Linked DNA regions of Homo sapiens: region 1 is linked to region 2. A link is a contact called in ENCODE Hi-C or POLR2A ChIA-PET data. All regions are on one chromosome and are shown on one strand. Each heading gives the region's core, a stretch centred on a gene start or an enhancer-like site at or near the end of the contact. The rest is flanking DNA. Distances are from core to core; before and after follow the strand shown.

Region 1 (3,301 bases), core at 491-2,990, 82 kb after region 2:
CCCTATGCATCTCTTTCTCTTTATTCTTTGCAATATCTTTTATAATAAACTGATAAACATAAGTGTTTCCCTGAGTTCTGTGAGCCACTCTAGCAAATTAATTGAACCCAAAAAGGGGGTTGTGGGAGCCCTGATTTATATAGCTAGTCATTCAGAAGTTCTGAAGGCCCGAACTTGCAACTGGTGACTGAAGGGTGCAGTGGTCCCCCTCACAGGCTCAGTGACTGAGCTCTTAACCCATGAGATCTAAACTGTCTCTAGGTAAACAGTGTTGAATGGGAGGAGGCCCAGCTCCTGTCCACTGCAGGCTTGATTACTTGCTCACTGGTGGGGAGAAATTCCCACACGTTTGGTCACAGAAATCTTCTGTGTTGATTATTGTGTGGAATGACAGCAGAGGAGAAACAGCTTGAGTTTTTCCACCTTCAACACCATGAAGAAAATTAAAAGGAAAGACCCAGTTCAGGAGAAAATATTCTTTAAACGTTCATTTGATAAGGAACTTGCCTTAAGAATATATGAAGAACTCTTAAAACTCAATTTAAAAAAAAAAACTTTGATTTAACTTTGATTTTTTTTTTTTTTTTTTTTTGAGATGAGGTCTTGCTCCATCTCCTAGGCTGGAGTGCAGTGGTGCGATCTCATGATCTCAGCTCACTGAAACCTCTGCCTCCTGGGTTCAAGCAATTATCCTCCTTCAGCCTCCTAAGGAGCTGGGACTACAGACACATGCCACCACGCCTGGCTAATTTTTGTGCTTTTAGTAGAGACAGGGTTTTGCCATGTTGCCTGGGCTGGTCTCAAACTCCTGTGCTCAGGTGATCCACCTGCCGCGGCCTCTCATAGTGCTGGGATTACAGGTGTGAGCCACCGTGCCCAGCCAAACTCTAATTTTTTTTTAATGAGCAATGGATTTGAATAGATACTTTACTAAGTAATATAATAAACAGCAAGTAAGCACATTAAAAAACCTACAATCAGATGATCTTCAATGGGTGAACAGATTATTAGCACATGATGGTACATCCATACCATGAAATCCTACTCACCAATAACAAGAAATGAATTATTGACAAATGCAGTAACTTGGATGAATCTCCAGGTAATTCTGCTAAGTGAGAAAAGCCAATCCCTAAAGGTCATAGACTATATAATTCCTTTTGTTCCATATTCATAAAATGACAAAATTATAGAAATGGAGAACAGATTGGTGGTTGCCAGGGATTGGGGACTTGTGGGCAGGAGTCAGGGAAGTGTGGCTATGAAAGGGCAGCAGGGGGGAGCCTTGTGTTAATGGACGTGTTTGGAATCTTGGCTGTGCTAATGTCAGCTTCCTGGCTGTGTATTGTACTATGGCTTTGTAATGTGGTACCATGGGGCGTAAGCAGGGTAAAGGGTGCACAGGACCTTTCTGTATTTATTTTCTAAAACTTCATGTGAATCTACAATTATCTTGAAATTAAAAATTTAATTAAAAAAAGCCTTGCACATAAAGGGGAAAACCAAAGCATGTGTAATACCTTCCCTATAGGCACACTTTCTCAGTGGAACCACAAAACTGATAGGGGAAAGTTTCGTTTTATGAGCATATTCCAGCTGACAAATGAAGAAGGTGCGATGAGACTAGACTATCCCCATTTGGAACCTTCTGTGAGGTGACAGATTATGATGTAATCATTGATGGCTGTTAACATCACACAATAAGGCCTTATGAAACTCACACAGCACCACCTCTAAAGCAGTCTTGTCACAAAATATTAAACCTGGACCTGATCAAGCATCTGGACTGGCTTATGGATATAGAGAAAATGTAGGGGATAGATGAGCACGGGAAATGTCTCCGTGGGGCAAAATTCACGAAATTCAGATTGTTGGACACTCTCCAGGACAAAAGGTCTAGATTCTTCAAAAACAACAACATCGAAAAAAAAAAACTGCCAGAAAGAAAAAATACAGAGGGAGAAGGTAAATTAAAAGAAACATAAGAGTTATACCCATCAATTACAATGAGTGGGTCTGTTTTGGCCCCAGGTTCAAACAAACTGTAAAAATTTTAAGAGCAGCCATATGACAATTGGGAAAATGTGAACACTGACCCCATGTTTGATGTTATTAAGGAATTATTAATATTTTAGGTGTAAAAAATTGTATTGTGGGTATAACTTTTTAAAATCAGGTATTTGTACCTCATTTGTACATTTGTACGTTTGTACATTGTACATTTTGTACAATTGTACAAAAACATTTGTATAGATACATACTGAAATATTTATAGATCAAATTATAAAAATCTGAATTGGCCATTCATCCATAATTGTTGAAGCTGGGTGATGAGAACATGGGGGGTCACTATACTATTCTCTCTACTTTTGCACATATTTGAAATCTGTAGTAAAATTTTTATTTTAGGAAACATAAACAAAGTAATTTAATATTCCCCATATTGGCCTCTGCAAAAATAATATCTCATATAACTTGGGGAGCTTGGAGCTTTTTATGCATGGCATAAAAATGACAATGTACATCCCTCTCCCTGCAGGACACAGAACACATTTATGAGTCTTTTCACCCTCATTTCGTTGAAGATTTTATTGGCCGAAGAACCCTCAGTAGGCACGAAATTCATTCTCACAAGCAGAGAGATGCATTATGCTCCATTTATTGCTCATCCTAAATTATAAACATTTCCAGTGAATGTAAAGGAAGATATGATTGAAAAGGACTCTGTGAAGACAGGATGTTTCTGTACAGTCCTTGTATCTGCTCACCTATTCCAAACTTTCCAGAGATTTTACCAGAGGTTTAAGATATTCTCCTGAGGGTTTGCTGTAGAGAGATTTTTCTTAACTAAGGAGTGCAAGTAGCAAGCAATAGCCCACCCAGTTGGAGACAAAAAAGAAGGGTGTCAGTGTTCCCACTGTTAAAAAACAAAAAAAAATCACCCTGGACACCTCTGAGAATTATACAAGGGGATGTACACAGCCCTGCTTTATTTGAGTTCAAAAGGAAGGTGGGTTTTGAAAGAAGAACAAGGAGAGTAGATCTCTCTGGATCTTCTGATGCTCACAGCAAAGAGCTCAAGGTATCTGAGTCAACTCTTGAGGCTTCTTCGAACAGAGGGATGAAGAGAGAATATGGCAAGCTTGCCAACAGATCCCAGAAGTTTTAAGAGAAAAGAACAGATTGCTCTTTGCAAAACAAACCGAGCTGGGTGCATGGAGCCCCAGTAGACAGAAAGTGAAGAAAACATCAACGTTCTGAAGTTTTAGATAGGTGCACCATCCCTTATGGATACCAATCT
Region 2 (3,150 bases), core at 131-2,630:
AGAGACTGTTCTAATAGGGAAAGAAAGTATAACTAATGAAATTAAATTCAGGGAAAGAAGATGAGCTCTACTAATGATTAATGTTCAACTTAATAGATCAGCAAGACATGCTGAGTTGAGAAGCTGCCCAGAGGGTTCCAGCCCACTGCCCAAGCACAGGAGGAACAATGAGAGGAGCGACTTCCGCTCCCCGCACCCGCGGCTTGTCTCTGGGGAAACACAGTTATTAATTGCTCTAAAATGTCAGTCACTTTGCTTCAAAGTAGCCACTTCCCCGGCTGCTTTCTGATCTCCCCCTTGAAAATGACTTCCAGTGTGGACATTGACTCTAGCTTGTGTTTAAAACAGAATTTGGGGCTGGGCTTAGTGGCTTATGCCTGTAATCCCAGCACTTTGGAAGGCCAAGGTGGCCGGGTCACCTGAGGTCAGGAGTTCGAGACCAGCCTGGCCAACATGGTAAAACCTCATCTCTACTAAAAATACAAAAATTAGCTGGACATGGTAGTAAGCACCTGTAATCCCAGCTACTCAGGAGGCTGAGGCAGAAGAATCGGTTGAACCCAGCAGGTGGAGGTGGCAATGAACCAAGATCACGCCACTGCACTCCAGCCTGGGTGACAGAGCGAGACTCTGTCTCAAGAAACGAATTTGGGGGCTACCTAACCTATCAATGCACTAGGCTTTTACATCTTTTTTTCTTTTAAAGACAAGAGTCCCACTCTGTGGCCCAGACTGGAGTGCAGTGGTGCAATCATGACTCACCACAGCCTCCATTTCTTGGACTCAAGTGATCCTCCTGCCTCAGCCTCCCAAGTAGCTGGGACCACAGGCCCAACACCATGCCTACCTGAAACAAGCTTTTTACAAAGTGACAAATCAGCTCAGTTCAATACATGTGGGTGGGATCCTGCTGTTCTGCTGCCCTGCCCCTGTGGCTGCAACCTCAGAAGGCAAATACCCACAGGGAACAGACGCGCCCAGAACAGTGTGAGGCAGGGTCCGCGGGGGCTTCCAAAGAAGAAGACAGAGAGCTAGAAGGGGCCTCAGCTGAGGCAGTGCCCGTGGGCCAATGGTGGCCGCACTGTCTTCCTGGAGGGACAGGCCCTGGGCTCAGAGCAATGTGCCAGCTGGGGCTGGGATTTTCTACTCTCTCTTTTCCAGGCACCAGTGGCAGATAGGAAAGGACCACTCCCCCAGGGTTCCCCTTTGGGACACATGGCCTCCTTCCCTCTCCATCCCTTCCTCCTGGGGTTTCATGGAGCCCCGACTGTGTGCTGGGCCCTGCGGCAGCTAAGGTCACCAGGCTCCAGGCCCTGCTCTTGCAAGAGATCCAGACAAGCTGCCTGGGAAGTGAACAGTGGGAAGCCACACACCAGGAGAACTGGAGCAGGCAGGCGTCACGGTGCGGTGTGGGGAGGGGTGGACATCTGTATGACAACAAAATCCTCCCTCTGTTTTGAATCTCGCTGTATTGAACTCTGCAGTCTTTAAAATAATGTAATCTCTAGGACTCTGCAGCTTCCCAAATCCTATTGACCTGTGATTTGGATAAGAACTGATCTCATTTGTGTCTGAATGAATGAATGTTGTCTGTGCAAGCAGCTGACTTCAGGGCTAGGCTGGTCTCCAGCATCATAAGAGCAAAGGCATGCTTTGTGGTTACAGATTGGCACTGGAGCGGCCCTCCCTCCCTCTCTTTTGGGGACCTCGAGGGTCCAGGGGCGAGGGGAGCCGTGCCAGCAGCCTGCCTCAGTGTGTGTTCTCTGAGCACCTCGTGACCTTGCTGGGAGTGTGTCTGATCAGCCGCTTCCCTTGTGACCAAATATTTGGTCATGGCAGCAGGAGAGAATTCCATCAGTGGACAGCTCTATTTTTAAGGCTCTGGCTTTGTTTTCTCTTTCCTGAGAGGCAGTCCCTGCAGCAGGCTTGAGCCTCTCTCACTGACAGCCTGCCTCGCATAATGTTAAGCAGGCATCGGACACTTGCTGGAAGGCAGGGAATTGCAATGAAAGAGCACGGAGGTGAGAAGCTGTGCTCCTTGGGGTGAAGGCAGCTTCTGTGCTCCTGGGATCTACTGTTAAGCCAGGGTGACGCCAGCTTGCATGCTACCGGAGGGGTAAGTGTGTGTGTTTGCGTGTGTGTGCACGCATATTCTAAGATGACAGCATCCTGTCTGCCTATCACTGCCTGAAGCACCCCTTTCTCCAACCCCACTAATCAGCTCATTCGCTCACCTTCCCCTATGAATGTATCTCTTTGCCCACCCCTTTGCCTGGGACAACCTGTCAATTTCCAGCCCTCCTCTCTTTCCTTCTCTTTTCTGCAAAACCTCGTGGGATGCCACATGAGTCTGTTTTGTGTTGCCATAAAGAAATATCTGAGACTGGGCAATTTATCAAAAAAATGTATAATTGGCCATGGTTCTGCAGGGTGTACAGTAAGCGTGGTGCCCTCATCTGCTTCTGGGGAGGCCTCAGGAAGCTTTTACTCATGGCAGAAGGGAAGTAAAGCCGGCATCTCACAGAGCGAAACAGGGAGCAAGAGAGGTGCCTGGCTCTTTTATTTTATTATTTATTGTATTTTTTGTGTGATTATTTTTAACTTTTATTTTAGGATCAAGGGCACATGTGCAAGTTAGTTATATAGGTAAACTGTGTGTCATGGAGGTTCGATGTACAGATTATTTCAGATAATGGGCATAGTACTCTGTAGACATTTTTCCTGATCCTCTCTCTCCTCCCACCTTCCACCCTCAAGCAGGCCTCGGTGTCTGTTGTTCCCCTCTTTGTGCCCATTGGTTCTTATCATTTAGCTCCCATTTATAAAGAAGAACATGCGGGACTTGGTTTTCTATTTCTGCATTAATTCACATTGGATAAAGGCCTCCAGCTCCATCCATGTTCCTGCAAAAGACATGATCTCATTTTTTATGGCTGCATAATATTCTATGGTGCATATGTACCACATTTTCTTTATTCAGTCTACTGTTGATGGGCACCTGGGTTGATTCCATGTCTTTGCTGTTGTGAATAGTGCTGCAGTGAACATATGTGTGCATTTGTCTTTATGGTAGAGTGATTTATTTTCCTTTGGGAATTACCCAGTAATGGGATTTCTGGGTCAAATGGTAATTCTGTTTAAGTTCTTTGA

The links. A loop is a pair of places that touch in the nucleus more often than their neighbours do. ChIA-PET counts read pairs that join two places held with the same protein, here RNA polymerase II (POLR2A). Pooled maps may share reads with other maps.
Region 1: a map of cardiac septum shows a loop between it and region 2 (7-fold over the local background). The contact joins the promoter of LINC00906 here to the enhancer-like site in region 2. A Hi-C loop is called at or near these places in 1 of 168 maps with a recorded cell type or tissue (cardiac septum) and 4 of 50 pooled maps. POLR2A ChIA-PET finds 5 or more read pairs at or near these places in 1 of 52 experiments (WTC11).

What each region holds. Positions count from the first base shown.
Region 1 is chr19:28,963,391-28,966,691 of GRCh38, forward strand. It overlaps LINC00906 (long intergenic non-protein coding RNA 906), which reads left to right and starts at 1,741. Exons shown (of 2, transcript NR_027318.2): 1 at 1,741-1,965; 2 at 2,540-3,301.
Region 2 is chr19:28,881,676-28,884,825 of GRCh38, forward strand. No RefSeq gene overlaps it. Among named protein-coding and RNA genes, the nearest start is that of LINC00906, 82 kb to the right of the region's middle. RefSeq lists enhancers at 1-642, 1,393-2,142. Within about 2 kb of position 1,381, at least 5 of the 41 ENCODE cell types and tissues checked have a DNase peak (open chromatin) inside an H3K27ac peak, as active enhancers do.